Linked DNA regions of Homo sapiens: region 1 is linked to region 2. A link is a loop called in an ENCODE intact Hi-C map of the cell type or tissue named here. Cell type or tissue: Caco-2. All regions are shown on one strand. Links, peaks and the distances in the headings refer to the core of each region. The heading gives the core; the rest is flanking DNA.

The links. Hi-C counts contacts between places; a loop is a spot of excess contacts. Peaks named below come from ENCODE experiments on the same cell type or tissue, not always from the same donor. Only the 100,000 strongest peaks of a DNase experiment are listed, where the experiment ranks them.
Region 1: it touches region 2 in a loop (9-fold over the local background); 1 of 110 quality-filtered maps calls a loop at or near these places.

The regions. Positions count from the first base shown.
Region 1 is chr10:57,977,237-57,982,630 of GRCh38, forward strand. It overlaps the pseudogene MRPS35P3. Among named protein-coding and RNA genes, the nearest start is that of IPMK, 290 kb to the right of the region's middle. In Caco-2, for the core only: no CTCF peak of the experiment used is centred there; no DNase peak of the experiment used is centred there.
Region 2 is chr10:57,862,339-57,867,732 of GRCh38, forward strand. No RefSeq gene overlaps it. Among named protein-coding and RNA genes, the nearest start is that of IPMK, 400 kb to the right of the region's middle. In Caco-2, for the core only: no CTCF peak of the experiment used is centred there; a DNase peak (open chromatin) is centred at 2,653.

The DNA of each region.
Region 1 (5,394 bases), core at 134-5,133, 110 kb after region 2:
TATTAGCCAAAAAACAAAATATAACAAGTGTTGGTAGGGATGTGGAGAAAAGGGAACACATACACTGTCAATGGGATTGTAAACCATCACAGCCATTACAGAAAGCAGTATGGCTCAAAAAATTAAAAATAGAACTACCATATGATCCAGCAATCCCACTACAGTGTATATACCCAAAGGAAATGAAATCAGTATGTCAAGAAGATATTTGCATTCCCATGTTTATTGCAGCACTACTGATAAGAACCAAGATACGAATCAACCTAAGTGTACATTAACAGATGACTAAATTTTAAAAATGTGGTAAAGCAAAAGAAACTGTCATCAGAGCAAATGGACAACCTACAGAATGGGAGAAAATTTTTGCAATCTATCCATCTGACAAAATTATAATATCCAGAATTTTCAAGGAACTTAAATTTACAAGAAAAAAACAAAACCCCATTAAAAAGTGAGCAAAGGACATGAACGGAAACTTGTCAAAAGAAGACATTTATGTGGCCAACAAACATGAAAAAAAGCTCAACATTACTCATCATTAGAGAAATGCAAATCAAAATCACAATGAGATACCATCTTACGCCAGTCAGAATGATGATTAGTTAAAAGTCAAGAAACAACAGATGCTGGCGAGGCTGCAGAGAAAGAGGAATGATTTTACTCTGTTGATGAGAACGTAAATTAGTTCAATCATTGTGGAAGACAGTGGGAATTTTTCAAGGATCTAGAACCAGAAATACCATTTGATCCAGCAATCCAATTACTGGGTATATACCCAAAGGAATATAAATCATTCTGTTATAAAGATGATACACATGTATGTTTATTGCAGCACTATTCACAATAGCAAAGACATGTGACATGGAATCAACCCAAATGTCCATCAATGATAGACTGGATAAAGAAAATGTGGTACATATACTCCGTGGAATATTATGCAGCCATAAATAGGAATGAGGTCATGTCCTTAGCAGGGACATGGATGAAGCTGCAAGTCATCATCCTCAGCAAACTAACACAGGAACAGAAAACCAAACACTGCATGTTCTCACTCATAAGTGGGAGGTGAACAATGAGAACACATGGACACAGGGAAGGGAACAAAACACACACTGGGGCCTGTCGGTCGGGGGAGGGGAGGGAGAGCATCAGGACAAATAGCTGATACATAAGGGCTTAATACCTAAGTGATGGCTTAATAGGTGCAGCAAACCACCATGGCGCATGTTTACCTATGTAACAAACCTGCACATTCTGTACATGTATCCCAGAACTTAAAATAAAATTTAAATTAAAAAAAGAAAATGTGGCTTATATACACAATGGAATATTATTCAGCCATAAAAAGAATGAAATCCCAATCAAGCAGAGTCCTATGGATGAAAGAAAAAAATAAGTAAGAATGAAATCCTGTTATTTGTGACAACATGGATGAACCTGAAGGACATCAGGTTAGGTGAAATAAGCCAGACAGACAAAGAAAAATATCACATGATCTTATGTGGAATCTAAGAGGATAAAAAAAAGAATTAGCCAGGCGTGGTGGCTTGCACCTGTAGTCCCTGCTACTTGGGAGGCTAAGGCAGGAGGAACACTTGAGCCTGGGAGGTTTGAGACTGCAGTGAACTGTGATCGTGCCACTGCACTCCAGCCTGGGTGACAGAATGAGACCATATCTCAAAAAAAAGAAAAGAAAAAGAAAGTTGGTATAGAAGCAGAAAGTAGAACAGTGGTTATGAGAGACTAAGGAGGGGAGAGGGGGATGGGGAGAGGTTGGTCAATGGGTACAAAATTACAATTAGGAAGAATAAGTTCTGGTGGTCTATTGCACATAAAATGTATGTAATAGTAAAATATCATATATTACAAAACAGCTAGAAGAGAGGCCTTTGGATGTTCTCACCACAAAGAAATGATAAATGCATGAGGCAATGGATCCGGTAACTACCCTGATTCAATCATTATACATCATAGATATACACTGAAACGTCAAATAGTACTCTACACATATTAACGTGTACAATTATAATGTGTCAATTTACAAAAACAAATTTTCAAAAAAGCAAAGACCTGTAAAAAATTTCCTTTAATTTGCACATAAGCACAGGTACACATTTTGTGCAAATATGCACTCTGCTGTTGCCCTACCAGCTAGTCCTGGGTCCAGTCCTAAAATGTAGCCCTGTTTTTCTTATATGGGGCTATATCATTCTAGACATACAAAAAATAGGAAAATGGCCAACACAAAGTCCGATTTTAAAATAATTTAAGTGTTTGTTCTTTTTCACCTCTGCTACTAACATCTATCTTCTTGTAATCCCTCTGTTACACCACAAAAATGTAATGCCTTCACACTGCCCTTTGGCTTTTGAAATTTTTCTCAGTGCGAGTCCCCTTGGGCTTGCCTAACCTCTAATGTCACATGTTCCACAGTTACATCACTTTTTCTCTTTTCTGAAAAGCTCCCCACTTCTCATGTGGATCATAAATAGGGGCTTAGGAAAGCAATCTGATTGGGCTGAAACACCTAAGCAAAGACTTTTTGATGAGTCACTTCCCCCTTGCCCAGTCCGCATAACCTTCCCAGGCACATTTATGTTTTAATCAATGTGTTTACAGAAATCGTAGGTGTAAGATATTTACGAACAGGCTTCTTTTTAAGTAATAATTTTTAAGTACTTTTCAGCCCAAGAAAATGTTTTAAACAAAATTTACACAGATACCAAATGTACAAAACATGTGAAAACAGAAGTTATTGTTGAAGTAATGCGAGTGGAACCAAAAACCAGCACTCTTAACTCCTCTCTCATACAGAATAGCCCCAGACACACATCCTCAGAGTCCTCATTCCTCAGAGCAAGATTTGAATGCCACTGCAGATTCTCACATGTTTCAGCTTTCTCTGAGCTTTAGTTAGGGAGAAGAAAAAGAAGCAGGTCTTCCACCACTCATTCAATTGCGTAAAAAAAAAAAAAAAAACAAAAAAACAAAACTGAGGGCTATCAACAGAGTCATGCCATTCTCACCCACCACCAATGTGTTATGATTCACTCTTCTCTTAGAAGGAATCAAGAAAAAAAATGACTATTAACACCTTTTTCTTTTTACTACCAGCACTTTTCTAAACCCTGATACCTGGAAGATCCTAATTTATTCTTTGACCTCCTATATGAAAGGAGCAGAATGTAGCTATAGGAGACAATAAAACAAGTTTGTTGAATGGTGGAATAAATTCTATTTTTTAATAGATGCATTAAATGTATCTGAAACACCTTTTAAAAACTTCAATTTGTTTATTTTTATGATATAATAGCTTTATTTATGTAAATAGCTTTCTCTTATCATTATTTTCAAGTCAAAGAATAGCCAGAGATCACATGTAGACACATATGATGAATAAGGCATTTTATGGAAGACTGGTACATTTTTATCCATCCAAAGCTGCCAGATGGCAACAGTATTCTCAAATTGCATGCTGTTTAAAAGGTGATTCTTTTTTTTAAAAAAAAAAAGCAACAACAATAATAATAATAATATACTACACTTACTATAAGCAAAGTTAAGATCATTTCATACATTCTTATTCATTCAACTCATTACAGCTCTATGTTTTAGTTATTGTTATTATCCCCAACTTATGGATGAGCAACTGAGGTTCAAAAACAAGTAACTTATTCATGGTCAAACACATAGTAAGTTGTAGAGCAGAAATTTGAACCTATGCAATGGGGCTTTGGGATGTCTGCTGCTAACTGCTATATGATACTGACTCATGTAAAACACATGCTACCATGTGTGCTCACATCATTGTCACTGGTGTATGATAATGCATCAAGGTGCAAGAAGATTCCTGTTTATCTCCTGCCTGAATAGCTCCCTTTAAAGTCAGACATATAACCAACGTGGATGTTTACTAGCCATATCAAATTTAACATATCAAAAATAAAAAATTCTAATTTACCCAACCCAACCCCTCACAAAGATGCTCCTAATGCAGTCTTCCTCATCTCAGTAAATATGATCTCTAACAGTCCAGTTATGGAGGCTGAAACTCTGGCATGGTGGATATAGGCTAAAACTCAGGTATTCTGATGTGGCTTCCAATGATTCTTTTTCCTGGTATTCGTGCCTTTGGGTACGCCCCTCCCCTTGAACGTGGGCTGGACCTAGTGACTTGCTTCTGCTAAATAGAATACAGCAAAAGTAATTGGATGCCACTTCCATGACTAGTTTACAAAAGATTGTGACTTCCATCTTGCTAGCAGCCTCCCTTTTGTTGACACTCTGTGACGCTTTCACTTGTTCACTCTAATGAAGCAAACTGCCATACTGTGAGATGCTTTATGGAGAGGCCTACATAGTGAAACACAAAGAGTCATCTCTGGCCAACAGCTTGTGAGGAATTGAATCTGACCAATAGCCAGGAAAGTGAGCCAGGAAGCAGATCCTTCCCAGTTGACCCATGAGATGACTACAGCCTTGAGAGAGACCCAGAACCAGAGCACCCATTAAAGCAACATCCAGCAACACTCATTGAAACTATGAGAAATCAATGCTATTGTTTTAAGCCTCTAAGTTTTGAAATACTTCGTTACTCAATGATAGATAACTAATACATCTAGAGTCATCTTTTGACTCCTCCCTCTCTCTCACATCTTATATCCAAACTCTCAGCAAATATTGTTGGTTCTTCCTTTAAGATTCAGCTAGAATCTGAGCAATTCTAAATATCTGCACTGAGATATCTTTGATGCAAACTATCATAATCTCATACTGGAATATTGCAAAAAGCTTATAACTGGCTTCTACCAGGTCTCCTGGGTCTATTCTTGATACAACAGCCAGACTGATTCTTTTAAAACACAAATCAGGCCCTACAGTAATGGCAGCCACGTGGTTCTTAGCATCATCTGCCCGGCAGGTGGCAAAGATCCTGTGTACCTTCTCCATCATCAGATTTCCAGTCACTGATGGGCCAAAGCCAAGACCAAGGCTTTATATCAGAAAACAATAAAACAACAACAAAGGTAAGTCTGGTCGAGAGAGACTCCTAGAACAGAAAACACAGCTGTTGACCCAGACTGGGCTAGTCTTCTCCCTGTTGCAACACCATTTAAATCTTTCAAAGCTCCTTTCAAAGCACTTGAAATGGGTATTTTGACCCTAGAAAGGGGGTTCTATGACAAAGGAGGGAAGCCAAAACTTAAATATTTCTGGCTTTCTACATTTGGCATGTGATTTCTGCACTGAGTGGCCAGCAGCATCAGACTTGTGAGAAATATGAGTAGCACTGCCCAATTAAAACTCATTTAACTGATTATGTTTCAGCAGAATTATCCATTCAAAATCCCAAAGTAGAGTAGGAACCTTATCGAGTAAACTTTCCAATCTGAA
Region 2 (5,394 bases), core at 280-5,279:
CATACTTATTTTATTTCCTTTTGATATTTCCAGAAGGGAGCTTGCTGGATCATAAGGTAGTTCTTTTAATTTTTTGAAAAACCTCCATGCTGCTGTCCATAATGGCTGTACCATTTTACATTCACACCAACAGTGTACAAGGGTTCTCTTTTCTCCACATCCTCACCAAGTTATCTTTTGTTTTTTTTTGATAATAGCCATCCTAGCACATATGAGGTTATATATCATGGTGGTTTTGACTTACATTTCCCTGATGATTAGCAATGCTGAGCACATTTTCATACACCTGTTGGAAACTCATAGTAGCAGACAATAGAATGATGGTTGCCAGGTGCTAGGGAAAGAAGAAACAGGGTGAAACTGGCCAAAGGGTAGAAAATTTCAGTTAGGCAAGATGAATAATTTCTGGAGATCTAATGTATAGTAATGTGATTAGTTTACAGTACTATAGTATATACTTGAAATTTGCTAAGAGGGTAGATTGTAAGTGTTCTCACCACATACACACTGCTAAAACAAGTTTAGCCTAAAGCTGTCTCCTTACATATTTTAAGTCTGGCTTAAAGGTTTCTCTGTACATCGTGAACTGTAACAAGTGGAGGTGTAACCAGACCATGGCCTGTGCTTCCGCCAATCACTAAGTTTTGGCCAATCAAATGTAGCTAACAGTTGGAACCCTGTTCAAATAAGGTAAACACTGAGCTGTAACCAATCCAGCTGTTTCTGTACCTCGCTTCCATTTTCTGTACATCACTTTCCTTTTTCTGTCCATAAATCTTCTTCCTACACGTGGCTGCGCTGAAGTCTCCAAAAATACTGGCTGGGAAGAGTGCCGAATGTGTAAATTGTTCATTGCTCAATTAAACTCTTTTAAATTTAATTTGGCTGAAGTTTTTCTTTTAGCAACACAAAAAATGGTAACTGTGAGGTGATGCACATTCTGATTAGCTTGATTGTGGCAATTATTTTACAATGTATACATATATCAAAATATCAAGTTGTACACCTTAAATATGTACAATTTTTATTTGTGAATTATACCTCAATAATGCTGGAATTAAAAAAAATGCAGGAGCCTTTTGCCAGGGCTCCTCAGCAGTGAGATAATTCTCCCCTGTCTATCATGTGTCCATTAAAGCCTCATCCGGTGCTGTCTTTTGGGGGAAAATAAAATACTGGTGAACCATTGCCTCGCTTTTTTGCCTCTTGCTGTGCTGTCATAATACATAAAGAAAGACTTAATTGTTAGTTTCAGCTTGGCTTATTCTAATTGACCACCTCCATACCTGGCAGCTAATCATGTTCAAATCAAAATATTAGCAATTCGATTTAAACAGAAATTTGACAATTTGGACACTGGGAAACACGTAGGATATAAAAAAGATGCCTTAAAAATTCTAACTTACATTCAATGTGTGATTACATTTTGCCAGGCATGTAGCTCTTTTAAAGGATAAAGTATTTATTTGATAATTGCAGCAAGCCCAAATAGATGGAGGTGTTATATTGTGCTACTAACCTTACAAAAAAAAAAAGAAGTTAAAAATGGATGATAATAATCTGAACAGAAGGAAAATAAAAAGAAATCTGGGAAGAAATAGAAGCACTAGGGATACACCAATTTGATGCCCCTTTCTTAAGTTACCAACATGTTGTCAACTAAACATGGGACACTTATACTTGTACATGGGTTTGGTAATGAGAGTAAGAAAGTGGTCAATAAAAAGAGAGAGACTTTTTCTTAGGATAAGTCTAGCATGTGTGCATGCATTCTGGTACCTGGAAAAAAAAAGAGAATAGGAAGAGAACAACTGAAGATGCCAGAAAAAAAGAGAAAACTCTTTTTCCAGAAAAATTTTGGAGAAAGAAGGAGGGGATCGGGTTGAAATCACAAGTGAAAAGGTCAGCACTATAAAAAGAAGAAGGTTGCCTTTTTCTCAAAGTCTGGAGGAAAGAAATAGGGAAAAGTAAAAGTGCAGGAATAATAAGAGGCAGTAGAGATGGATTTCAGCAGGTAGCAAGGGGTGGAGGGATGGAATTCTCATTCGATGACCTCAATCTGCTCAGGAAAATCAGAGACAAGGTCATGCACTGAGGATGAAAAGATTTGAGGTTGATTGGAAGGGACAGGACTGGAGCAGCCACTCAGGTAATGCATTAGAGAGTGAACGTGAAATAAATAAGAGAATCAGTAAGCCAAGGAGAGAAAAGCAGTGTTGTTACTTGGTCTGACACTGTAGTCTGAGACTGAAATGCATAAAGAGGAATTGTTGGGACCCAGGATTGGGGGATTCTCAAGGTAGTCACAGAGGAGGGAAAGCAAGCCTGAGATTTGAGAATATTGAGAAAGAAGCACCCCTGAAATGTCTCGCCAGAGCATTTAAACAGGGTGGAAGCAGCAGCCTGGCTGTCGCTGCTACATGTTCCCATAGCATCCTGTAATTCCACCATCACAAGGGGATTTAATTGTGTATTTGGTAAGCTTCCCTCAACTCAGCTGTAAGCAACCCCAGTGCAGGGTTGTGACTCCCTTATTCATTCCCCAATGTGCAGCAAACACAGCACCTGCCCCATATGTAGAAAAGAGCCAATAAATAGTCATTTACATGGACTTTGACCAACTGTGTTGTAACCTTCTGGCATTTATACTATTCTAGATCCCATTGCATTTTCTCTCCTGCGTTTTCTCCCTGCTGGAGGCTCTGATCTTCATGACTCATATATGTCCTGATGCTGACCTGCCTACCTGGCTTTGTCTAGTATACTTGTCCCCACCTTTCAGGCAGATTATCTATTCCAGAATCATTCTTCTCCCTTGGGTACTAGTTTCCAGCTATCCCTTTCCCAGCTTATTGCTTAAATTCACTCTATGTGCTGACTCTTTTTATGCCTAACACCTGACTCTGGTGCACTAATATCAATAGAGCAAGACAGGAAAACCTCATGCTGAAACACAGACAGCATCAGGAGACAGAACTAATCAGGTCAGAGTTAGAACCAGGGGAGAGAAGTTCTAACACCTGGCATCAGTAAAGAGAATGTAAATGCAGGTGAGAAATATGTGAAAGGCTGAGAACCAGAAAGTCAAGAAGGGAACAAAAAAAGTAGTGTTGAGGGTGCCAAAACAGTGATAAGTTATAAGGATTAAGCTTGAATTTGTGGGTTAAAAGAGATAAGGCTGGTGACTCATATAGCACAAATACCTCAACTCTGACACCTATGGCCTTTTAGGGACAAAGAAAGAAACTGACACTTAAAAAGAAATCATATGTATTTGATTATATTTGTGCCCATAAGCACGGTACATTGTAATTATTACCAGGGGATCTATGGGTTCAGAGCAGTTATATCATTTGGGATCAGGGATATCAGTCCATGAATTCAGCAGACATTTGTTGTACACCCACTGTGTGCAACTTAGGAATACTCAGAGCAATAACAAAGGCATGGTCACTGTTTTCAACAGGTTTACAATCTTGGGAAGAAGAGAGACATGAGAATATACTTTGAGCAGTGGTATCTTCAAATGGTAAGATAGAAGATGGGAGAAACTCTCCTCCCCTGGAGGCGTCAAGTGGGGCTTCTAGAGCAGGTGACAATGGAGTGAATCCTAAAAGATGATAGGGGTTCACTGGGAAGGAAAATTCTTAAGTCATAGGAAAAAGTACATCTCAGAATATGCCACTGTGAAACAGCACATTTCATCTGGCAAACTGTGGGTATCTCAGCATGGTTGGCACATTGAGCAGTATCAGAGAATGATAAGAAATAAAACTAAAGAAAGTAAGCAGGTGCCAGATGACTAGGGCCCTTGCCATGGGACATTGCAATCGTACGCTGTAGGTGAGAAGAAAAGTCTCCATGAAAAAATAAGGAAAAGCACCAGGAAATTTGCAGACATGGGAATAGAGAATTCATGGGAAACATGACGCTTTTTCAGATATTAATGGAGTAAAATGCAGAAATGTAGGCTTCCTGTGGTATTCCATGTAACTTAAGTAGGGTAAATTTGTGGAATTTAAAGAAATACTCTATATAAGGAAGATCTTTTGTTTCACTGAGGTCCTCCAGCAAATGAATTGACAGCATCGTGAGATAGTGAGTTTCCTATTTTAGGAGGTATTGAAGTAGAGGCTGCAGTCAGCCTATAAAAGGCATACTAGAAAGAGGTGATGTGAGAAGTAGAAAAGACAACCAGTACTACCTCAGGTTGTAAGATTTTCTATCTCTCCTGTACTTCAGAATACCAGGATGTTATATGCTCCATAGATGTTGAGCATTTGATTGTCTGTAGCAAAATCAAAAATTAATCTGGCATAATCCTTTAACAATTTCCAGGACTCAGTGGTTCTGTGAAAATACATCTATAAACCAACTTTCATAATTTAAAGAACTTCTCAGACTGTGGAGGATGAGATTTAAAGCTAAAAGTGCAAAAAGGTAAAGTTCCTAAATTACAGATAAAATCATTTAACCTGTTTAAAATCCATTTCCTGATGTTAAGGATATTTTAGCCTTCATTCCAAAAAGACATACAGTCAATTATATTCAAGGATTTTAAAACAGACTTTACTCCACTCAAGCGGCATTTATAACAAGACTTGTTCTTTAACAAGAATCTTGTTCCTATATTTCTCTAAGTCTAATTTATCTTACTTGAATTATTTTCCATGGAGATTGAGGTCAGAAGGTATGTCAGTCTTATCATTTTTTATCCCAAATGTGACGTGCTCTCATAATTGCATTTAGCTTACCAATATGTGTAATGACATACAATTGTTCCTGCTAAATATTAATTATGTAAAGGAGTTCAAATAGATGAAAATTTATGAATAGGGCTATTATTCTTTTTTAAAGCTAATTTTTTTGTCAATGAAAGAGTATTTGACAAATTTTTTTTGTATTTTAATGAAATCAACTCATGAGAAATCAGAGAATTGGTTTATGAATATTGTTAACATTTCTTAAATCTACCTGTTTTAGTTTCATTCAAATCGTACACCACAAAGTAAATACTGACTTAATCAGCAAGCATTTCCAGACAAATACTGCAGTTTCCAATTAAGCAAGGCAAAACCACAATGCAACCATGGAGAGTCTGTTTTGCTTCATTGCATTTTGCAAAGTTTCCCTTATTGAACCTTTACTCAGGAAATAGAAGGTCAGTCTCTTTGGGAAGTCTGAATCTTATGTGGTCATCTCCTCATTCTCTCATCACCCTGTTACCAGCCATTAGCAGCTTTTTCTACACCTTATGAATTGTCTAGGAACTACTTCCCAAGCCTGGATGTTCATCAGAATCTCCAGAAAATCATGTTTAAAAATATAGATTACAAGTTCCAAGATCTACAAGCTTTAGATGTAAGGCTCTGAAATCTGTATTTTTCTTAATAG